Linked DNA regions of Homo sapiens: region 1 is linked to region 2. Evidence: chromatin contacts called from ENCODE Hi-C or POLR2A ChIA-PET data. All regions are on one chromosome and are shown on one strand. Each heading gives the region's core, a stretch centred on a gene start or an enhancer-like site at or near the end of the contact. The rest is flanking DNA. Distances are from core to core; before and after follow the strand shown. Region 1 has its middle 52 kb from the start of CDRT4. Region 2 holds the start of LOC124903932 (a long non-coding RNA gene).

Region 1 (4,265 bases), core at 1,094-3,593, 120 kb before region 2:
TTTTTCTGAAGAGACCACTTCACCACCATGACTACTAATATTATACTTCTACTGACGTAGGAATAATCTTGGAATTGGTTCCTATTAAAATCAATACACTAAAAGAGAAGATCCTTCCCAAATTTCTTTTTTTTTGAGATGGGGTCTCGCTCCGTCGCCCAGGCCAGACTGTAGTGGCGCTATCTCGGCTCACTGCAAGCTCCGCCTCCCAGGTTCACGCCATTCTTCTGCATCAGCCTCCCAAGTAGCTGGGACTACGGGTGCCCGCCACTACGCCCGGCTAATTTTTTTGTATTTTTAGTAGAGACGGGGTTTCACCGTGTTAGCCAGGATGGTCTCGATCTCCTGACCTCGTGATCCGCCCGCCTCGGCCTCCCAAAGTGCTGGGATTACAGGCGTGAGCCACCGCTCCCAGACCCCAAATTTCTTTAATGGTGGAAACATGGTTCTTTGCACCCTTCTGTCACTATATTACTAATAAAATCCAATGAGAGTCTGGGCGCAGTGGCTCACGCCTGTAATCCCAGCAGTTTGGGAGGCCGAGGTGGGTGGATGACTTGAGATCAGGAGTTTGAGACCAGCCTGGCCTGCATGATGAAACTCCGTCTCTACTAAAAATACAAAAATTAGCCAGGCATGGTGACGTGCACCTCTAATCCCAGACACTTGGGAGGCTGAGGCACGAGAATCACTTGAACCCAGGAGGTGGAGGTTACAGTGAGCCAAAGCTGTGCCACTGCACTCCAGCCTGGGCAACAGAGCAAGACTCCGTCTCAAAAAAAAAAAAAATGCAATCAGGGAAGAGTTTTACTGTAATGGACTTCAACTGTGGGAGTCTTAGAGGGGGCCTATAATTAGGTGCAAATAACCCTGAAAACCCCCAGGTACAGCTTGGAACGCCACATATAATTTGTCATCACTAGGTAAGTTGGGTGTCACTGTGGCTGCCATAGCATTTTTCCTGAAAGCAAAGATGCTGTCCAATAATCCGATCATTTGAGGCAGACTGTGGAAAGAGTTCATTCCAACTCCAGGAGAGGCTGGGGAGGGAGAGGCAGCTGGACAGAAGAGATTTAGTGTGGGATAACGTGGAGCTCCTTGGATCCTGGTTCCAGTCCCATGTTGACCTGCCTGCGGGGACTCAGGAAAGTCACTTGTGATCTCTGCTTTTTTCCACAAATCAAGGGATTTGATGTAGAAAGAGCTGCAGAAGGCATCTCATCCATCATTGGCATACACAAGTGATTTGGTCACAGAATGCCCTGAAGACTATAAAGCATTGAACAGAAGCAGTCACCGTGATTTTCATGGTAAGATTTTTTTCTTATTTTTGCGTCAAGCCAAGATGCCTGTTGTAAGGAAAGAACGGTGGCTTGGTGTCTGTGTGGAATGGATAACAAGCAGAGGTGGGAGAAATGGATCTTGTGTATGTCTTGCTTGTCCAGCAACCTAATGCTTCCTGAGGACCTGTACTTACTGCGTCGGACTTCTGGGCTGCCTCCATATCCTGCACATACTCCTCCTGCTTCTTTGTAATTGTTCATTATTGTTTCTCTGTGCCCCTATATATAAGATTTGGGGGAGCAGGGCTCAAATTGTGTATTCATTTCTTCATTCGACAAACATTCATTGAAACCTACATGTCCTTCAAAGAATATCAGAGGTGGATGAAACAAAATTCTTCTTTATTAGGGGCTTGCTGGAGGGAGGACGGCAGAGAGGAAACCAGTGGAAAATAGCACAAAGCAGCATGTAATGGAGAACTTGCTAACAAGGTGTGGACTGCAAGTGTCTTAGAAGTTGTGAAAAAGAGGGATCCGTAGGGGACAAGGGAGTTGAACGACAAAGTCAGGGAATGTTGGGGTTGAAGGTGGAACTGACATGGATAATATGACTTTACTGGGAAAAGCTCACTAGAGACACAGCCCCTATGCTCATGGGAACCGTCACTTCTGATGCACCTGGAATAGTAAAAGGGGACCTGCAGGCCATGAGAGAAATAGAAGGATGTGAGTGAGATTAGAAATCCCCAAAACAAGGTGAGCAGCACGTGGAAACAGAGCACAATGCACTTAGAGGCTGAGCTGAGCTGAGGGATGCGGTGCCCACAGCCCCTGCCTAGGCTTAGGTTACCATAGGCCAGGGCTGAATAAGGGAGCAGACTATTGAGGGCACTGTGTGCTTTGCTCTGACCCTTTGGAATGGGCTGGCTGCCTTGGGAGGCACATGCCGTGCCCTGAGGAGCAGCGTGTGTTCAGAGTGACTGCCAGCAGCTGACTGCTCAGTTACGCCACTTGAGATGCAACCTGAGGCCCTGGAATCCCCGTGCTTGGAGCCCTGTGCCTGCTGGCTGAGCCAGACACACAGAGCGTCATTCCTCAGCCTTCACACTCCCCAAAGCTGGCAGCAAGCTCTAAAAGCCAGACGCCTCTCAATGGGCGCCCAGGTAGTCCAAGCACCTCCCCACATGGTAGTGAGTATCCTGTCCTAAAAGCAACTCAAAAAAGCCATTTGGTGGGTGTGTCCTAGAGGGGCTTCCAGCATCAGATCCGTGAAGGGTTTAACGGCTAGGAAGGTTGCTTCTAATGCTGAAATTCAATCCTTCTGCGAAAGTGCATTTGTGATGGCTAGAGGTATTTATAGACCAATAATCCATAGAGTCCTGTGAGGCAGTGGAGGTGAATTTGCTCCAGAGGCCGCCTCTAGCTTCTGCACTGGACTCTACCTCACCTTGGTGCTCCTTGGTGCTACAGTGCACTTTTAGGATAGCACTTTCCACGTGACGTTCAGTCATCTGTTCATGAGACTCTCTCCTGCAAATACACCAAAGCCCCTTAAGGGCAAAGACGGTTTTTTTTTTTTTTTCCCTCTCACTTTTGTACTCCCAGCTCTTACCACCGTTCTTTGAATATAGGAGTTCTCCACTAATGATTCGGGAACAGAATCAAACCAGGCCAGGGGCCAAGCAGCCACCAAAGACTGTCCTTCTGGCCACTCTGCTCACTGCCCCCATGTCAAAATATAAGAATTTTAATCCCCCAGGAGGGGAGCGTCAGGAAAATAACCCCGTGATCTGCTTTCTTGGGAAGCATAGCCTTGAAGCAGGAACACGGAGCTTTCGGGAAGATGCACGGCCCTGCTAGCTCAGATCTTCCTTCTCCAAGAGGTGGTTTCCCACAGAGACAGCCAGATCTGTGGGACATTTAGACCCTCATGGCCTCTTTCAGGAAGGAGCTGGTTCTCTTACTTGGCTTCATTTTGAAATGCTAATTTGGTACACACAGGACTCTGCCAGAGCATCCAAGCCAGAGTTCGATCTGCTTCAGAGCACTTCTTGTTTTCAATGGCTGGAACATCCTCTCTGGAGATGACACCCCTCTTAGGTTAAAGTGTGTTCCTTATTGTGTTGAAGATGATCTTTCTCATTAGGAATGAACTATAGACACACATGTCCACCTTCAAGCAGCAGTTACGACCTTGAAATCACGGGTATGTTGAGTATCTGTACTGTATAGTTGAGTACCTGTGTAAATGAGTTTTCCATGTATATAATCTTATAAAAATATATGCATGGAAAACTAATTAGCTAAACCAGTGGAATTAATGTATATATTCTTGTATGCATGCATGCATTTATTTTTTGTAATCATGGAGATCTTTTACCAAATAAAATCCTGTGTGGGAGCTTGTTGTACCAAACAAGTGATAGATGACGTCTCTGCTCCAAGCCAGGGTGAGCTGGAGAGGAAAGAGCGGGGTGCTTCTGGCATCTGCTCCAATCCTTTCTCCTTTTTCCCTGGAGTTGGCCACAGGAGCCTGTGCGGGAAATCCAAGCATGCCCTGGGGCCTCTGAATGAAAACCACTAGTTTTAAGAAGCCCTACAATTATGAATCCTTTAAGACATGATTTAAAATGTTTTTCAAATGTAAATTGCTATTCTCATGAACCACATTCCCCTCAGTATTTCACTCCAGTAACTTGGGTTTTAATGCAAATCTTTTGCTGCACCTAAATGGCTAGAAGACATGGGAGCTCCTTCATCCGGATCAAAGCAGCATGTCCTTCCATGATAATGCAGTCCCTCCTCTCAACTTTCCTCAGGCCGAACCTCTCTGTGCCCCTTTGTCCAGCTGTCCATCTCCGCCCCACCCTTCAGCTAAGTGACTCTGCATGGCCTGAATGTACCTTTCATTCCTCAGTCTCTCCAGCTACAGACCGTTCCCTCAGAATCTGTAGCAGAGAACCCACGCTTTAAGGAGCAGAT
Region 2 (4,659 bases), core at 415-2,914:
GTGTAGCTTCTGTTCTAGGCATTTCCCATAAATAGTATTTAATGACATTATTGGCAGACACACCACCCTTCTTGTAGTGTTTTATCTATCAGCACTGTCCAATAGGGCTTTCTGCAATGATGGGAATATTCTACATCTTATCTGTCTGAATGACAGCCACTAGCCACGTGCGGCTATTGAACACTGACCAGAGCACCCCATGAAAATTTAGGGCACTAAAGCTTAGCAAGGTTATATAGTTGTTGAATGTGATGCAGTCAGAATAGGGCAAATCTGAACCTAAACCAAGATCTGTTCATTCTCAGTGATCTTTTCTCTATACAATGAATGGGTGGTCTCATGCAACAATTCATTTGCAAAGTCTTACAGAACACCTATTACATGTAATGGTCATTTTGGGGATGCCAAGAAATAAATAGCTCCAATGGGTCAAAAGGGGTGACCAAGAAGAAAGGAAGAGAGAATCGCTTTGTTGATCTCCACGAGCAGAGAAGAAACAAAGGAGGGTCCCTGTGTTGACCTCTGAGAAGATGGAAGAAGGAAGGGAGGGGAGCCCTTTTGTTCACCTTCTGAAGTCCAGGGGTGTTACCATTACTGTTGTACAGTGTAGCCACGTTCTGCGTCTATGTTCAACAAGCAAGATCCTTGATCACTGGAGGGTCTTCATCGTTTGACACATACAGGCTACATGTAGGAAATCCCACTTACGCCACCCAAGGTCTTTGATGAGAGTGAGGCTGAATAACCTGCCCAAGCCCACATAGCCACTGCGAGACCAAGTCCAGCTTGAAATCCAAATCCTGTTGACTTCAGTATCAATCAGGGTGGCAGTGAGTACAGATGCTGCAAACAACGTCTGTGCACTGACACCAGGGTTCTTGGGTGCCAAGGTAAGAAATTTTGATTAATCCTGTTGGGATCAGGAAGCCAGAAAAGCTTTTAATAGAAGCCTCCATGGAACCTACTTAGGAAGTAGGAAGAATAAGCTAGCGGAGGCAGCAGAGTGGAAGGAGGAGAAATCACGTGGTAAGGGTTTGTAAATTAGGGGCTCCTTTCACGCACATCCAGAAGATGTCTTGGAGGTGCTGGGGACAATGGTGCCATCGGAGTGTCAAGGAGAGGAGCTGTTCTGGGAGACCACAGGAAGATGGGCAGTTCCTTTTAGACCAGGAGGTGTTAGCTGACAGTAGACCACGCTGTGAAAACGTTCAGCTGGTCCTTGATGAACACAAGCCACGTGAACTAAACCAACTCATACTCTCAGGGTTTGGGGGTGTCTTAGTCTGTTTGTGTTGTCTGAGACTGGGTAATTGATAAAGAAAGAGATTTATGTAGCTCACAGTTCTAAAGGCTGTAAGAAGCACGGTGCCAGTATCTGCTTCTGGTGAGGGCTTCAGGAAGCTTCCACTCATGGCAGAAGAGGAAGGGGAACCGGTGTGTCCCATGATGAGAGATGGAGCAAGAGAGAGAAAAGAAGATGCCAGGCTCTTTTCAACAAGCAATTCTCTTGGGAACTAAGAATGACACGTTACCCACTCCTGAGAGAATGGCACCAAGCCATTCATGAGGGATCCGTCCCTATGACCCAAACACCTCTCACCAGGCCCACCTCCAACAATGGGGATCAAATTTCAGCAGGAGACTTGGCCAGACCAAACAAACCATATCCAAACCACAGGAGGCGGGGAGCAAGGTTAAGGAATGTGTGCAAGGCGCCCCCAGTCACACTTGAAGTGAAGTGTGTACAGGCAGCACACATGCAGGAAAAGCAAGAAGGCAGAGAAGTTCCCAGCAGGAAAGTCAGAGGAGGTCCAGGGTAGCTAGTGGAGAGAGGGTACCAAGGTGGGTGTGCTGAGGGGCAACATTATATAAGGGAGGTGCGGGAGGCTGAAGATCAGAAATAGAGTTGAAGGACAAGAAGGAGGTCACTGATAACTTTTAATAGTTCTCTTTGGGGAGTGCAGTGTACCCAGATAACACAGGAATTTAAGGGAAAGAGGAGCACGTTCCATGGCAGCAGGGGCGGATCGGCAGTGAAAGGAAGGAGAGAAAAGCAGCAATCAGAGAGACAATGAAGTCAATGTGAGTTGCTTTGACACAGAGAAAGCTGTTCATGTGTGCAGGCTTGCAGAGGGCAAGAAAGTAAAGCATGTATAATACAGCATATATTATCTTCTAGTGATAGATGAAATACTTCATAATAACTTTGAAGTTATTTTTAAGGTAAGATTTCTCTCATTATCTTTAAAAAAACTTTTCATCCATTTTCACTTGATTATTATTCCAGAAGCAGTATTTTTAAACTATAGTAATTATGACTGGGATAGACAGACAGATCAATGAAATAGAAAGTCCAAAAATAGGCGCACATGTGTGTGTGGATCCAATAAAATCCACGGTTCATAACGATGAAGAAAAGGATGGATGACCTAATAACTGGCTTTTTGGAAAAAAAATTAGAGTGTAATTTCATTTGATATGCTAATATAAATTTCAGATGATCATGGACTTTAAAAAGTCATGAAAGTACTAAAAAGTAAATTTAATGTTAATCTAAGCATATCAAAAACATAGAATCCTAGCTCACAATTGTAGGCCATTCAGACCGAAGGAAATTTTAGGTGGCTCTTTCAGAAATCACCTGACGAAGAACTAAATAGAATATGGTGAGAAACTGTTCTGTACTCCCTGCATCCATCTGAACATTTAGAAGTGCAGTAAGAGTGTATTAAACTCAAAAGCTGGAAGGTAGCAGTGAATGGTTCCTAACACACTTTTTATTTGAATTGGGCTTTGGAATTTTTCAAATTCCATGGCATCCTTCAGTTACAGTTTTGAAGTATTGTGTACCCAACAACATGCCACTACTCTCTTCCTCTAGTAATTGAAGAAAATCATCAAATATCTGAAAGGAGTCAAATTCTTAGCAATTAAGTCATCTGCATCCAGCGTCCATCTCTAACAATCCTCATGAATTGCCAAATACATTGCTAAGATATTCCACGTGCCACATGGACAAATCACTTGATATTATTTAAAGGGCCTTAACTGATATTATCAGTGCCACGTAGTAATAATGCCTTAAAAAACACACGCACACACTCATAGCTGGCTGTGGCAGCTCACGCCGGTAATACCAGCACTTTGGGAGGCCAAGGTGAGTGGATCACTTGAGCCCAGGAGCTCAAGACCAGCCTGAGCAACAAAGTGAGATCCCCATCTCTACAGTAAATAAACAAACAACAACAACAAAAACCTCACAACCACTCATTCCTACTTTGAAATCCTCATTTGGGTACCCCTTATCCTAACAGTCTGTGTGGAAAATAAATTTTATATTCTGCCAATACCTTCACACTATGCACTCAGAAGGTATATATACACCAAATAGGCATTGCTTCGTTTTAATTTCCAATCTGAATGTACTTCCTTCATTATTGCATCACAATTAATATGTATAATGTTGAATACCAAGTAGTGAGAAGACTGACATTGAAAAACAACTTTTTTTTTTTTGAGATGGAGTCTCGTTCTGTCATCAGGCTGGAGTGCAGTGGCATGATCTCGGCTCACTGCAACCTTCACCTCCCGGGTTCAAGTGATTCTCCTGCCTCAGCCTCCCAAGTAACTGGGATTACAGGTACGTGCCACCACGCCAGGCTAATTTTTTGTATTTTTAGTAGAGACAGGGTTTCACCTTGTTAGCCACGATGGTCTCGATCTCCTGACCTCGTGATATGCACGCCTTGACCTCCCAAAGTGCTGGGATTACAGGCATGAGCCACTGCGCCCGGCCGAGAAGCAACTTCTTTTATTGTCACGGCATCTCCTTTCCTCAGTGCCTACGTAGCTAGTTTCCATGTATCCTGATTTCAACACACATTTTCCAGTCCTTACCATGACTCACACCATAATTGTTAACTAAAACAAACACCTCGTCTTTTGTAACGTAAGTTTCCAACAGGAAAACACCACCAGCCATTTTTTTCCTTGAATATATATCACTCTTAGTCCAAGAGTGAGTTCCAAATTTGCTATATCAGTGGTTTAATCCAACCATAAACCAAAAGCAAACACAAGTATGTGACGTTGCTCATTGTATGCTGTGCATACGCACTTTATATGCTATTAATACTCTGCCTCATCCAACTTATGTCTAATGGTTAAAGAGTTCTGTCAGTCACTACGTATCACTCAGAGTGGACTAAGTTATGCTGCAGTAACAAATGACCTCCAAATCTTACTCAGACAAGTTCATACCTAGCACAGATCTCCTGAAGGCTCTGCTGCTTGCCTTCCACACTCTGGGACCCAGGCTGGCGGAGCCGCCATTACTGGAACAGTGCCAAGTTGTCATGGCGGCAAGGGGAGAGACAGCATGGTACATGGCAGACCAACTCTTCAAGCTGTGTTTCCACTCTCATTTCCTGAAGCCGGTTATAGGGTCATGTGTCACTTTATGGGCAGCAGAGAGATGCAATCTCTTGATGAGCTAGAGAAACGTAGTGAACAGCACAAATGATTTCCACAAGCGTATGCTGTTTCCTTTCTGAGCAGAAATGTTCAAAAACTAATGAAACTGGTTTTACAAACTTTGGGGGATTATTTTGACCTAAACCTGTGTGTGCTTTGGAGAAGGATTTGAGTGTTGACTGTGTG

Evidence for each region. A loop is a pair of places that touch in the nucleus more often than their neighbours do. ChIA-PET counts read pairs that join two places held with the same protein, here RNA polymerase II (POLR2A). Pooled maps may share reads with other maps.
Region 1: a loop to region 2 is called in a map of Right ventricle myocardium inferior, with 4 times the contacts of the local background. The contact joins two enhancer-like sites. A Hi-C loop is called at or near these places in 1 of 168 maps with a recorded cell type or tissue (Right ventricle myocardium inferior) and 5 of 50 pooled maps. POLR2A ChIA-PET finds 5 or more read pairs at or near these places in 2 of 52 experiments (AG04450 and T-cell).

Annotation. Positions count from the first base shown.
Region 1 is chr17:15,413,154-15,417,418 of GRCh38, reverse strand. No RefSeq gene overlaps it. Among named protein-coding and RNA genes, the nearest start is that of CDRT4, 52 kb to the left of the region's middle. Within about 2 kb of position 2,343, at least 6 of the 41 ENCODE cell types and tissues checked have a DNase peak (open chromatin) inside an H3K27ac peak, as active enhancers do.
Region 2 is chr17:15,289,161-15,293,819 of GRCh38, reverse strand. LOC124903932 (a long non-coding RNA gene) reads right to left here and starts at 4,557. Exons shown (of 3, transcript XR_007065634.1): 1 at 4,261-4,557. Within about 2 kb of position 1,664, at least 2 of the 41 ENCODE cell types and tissues checked have a DNase peak (open chromatin) inside an H3K27ac peak, as active enhancers do.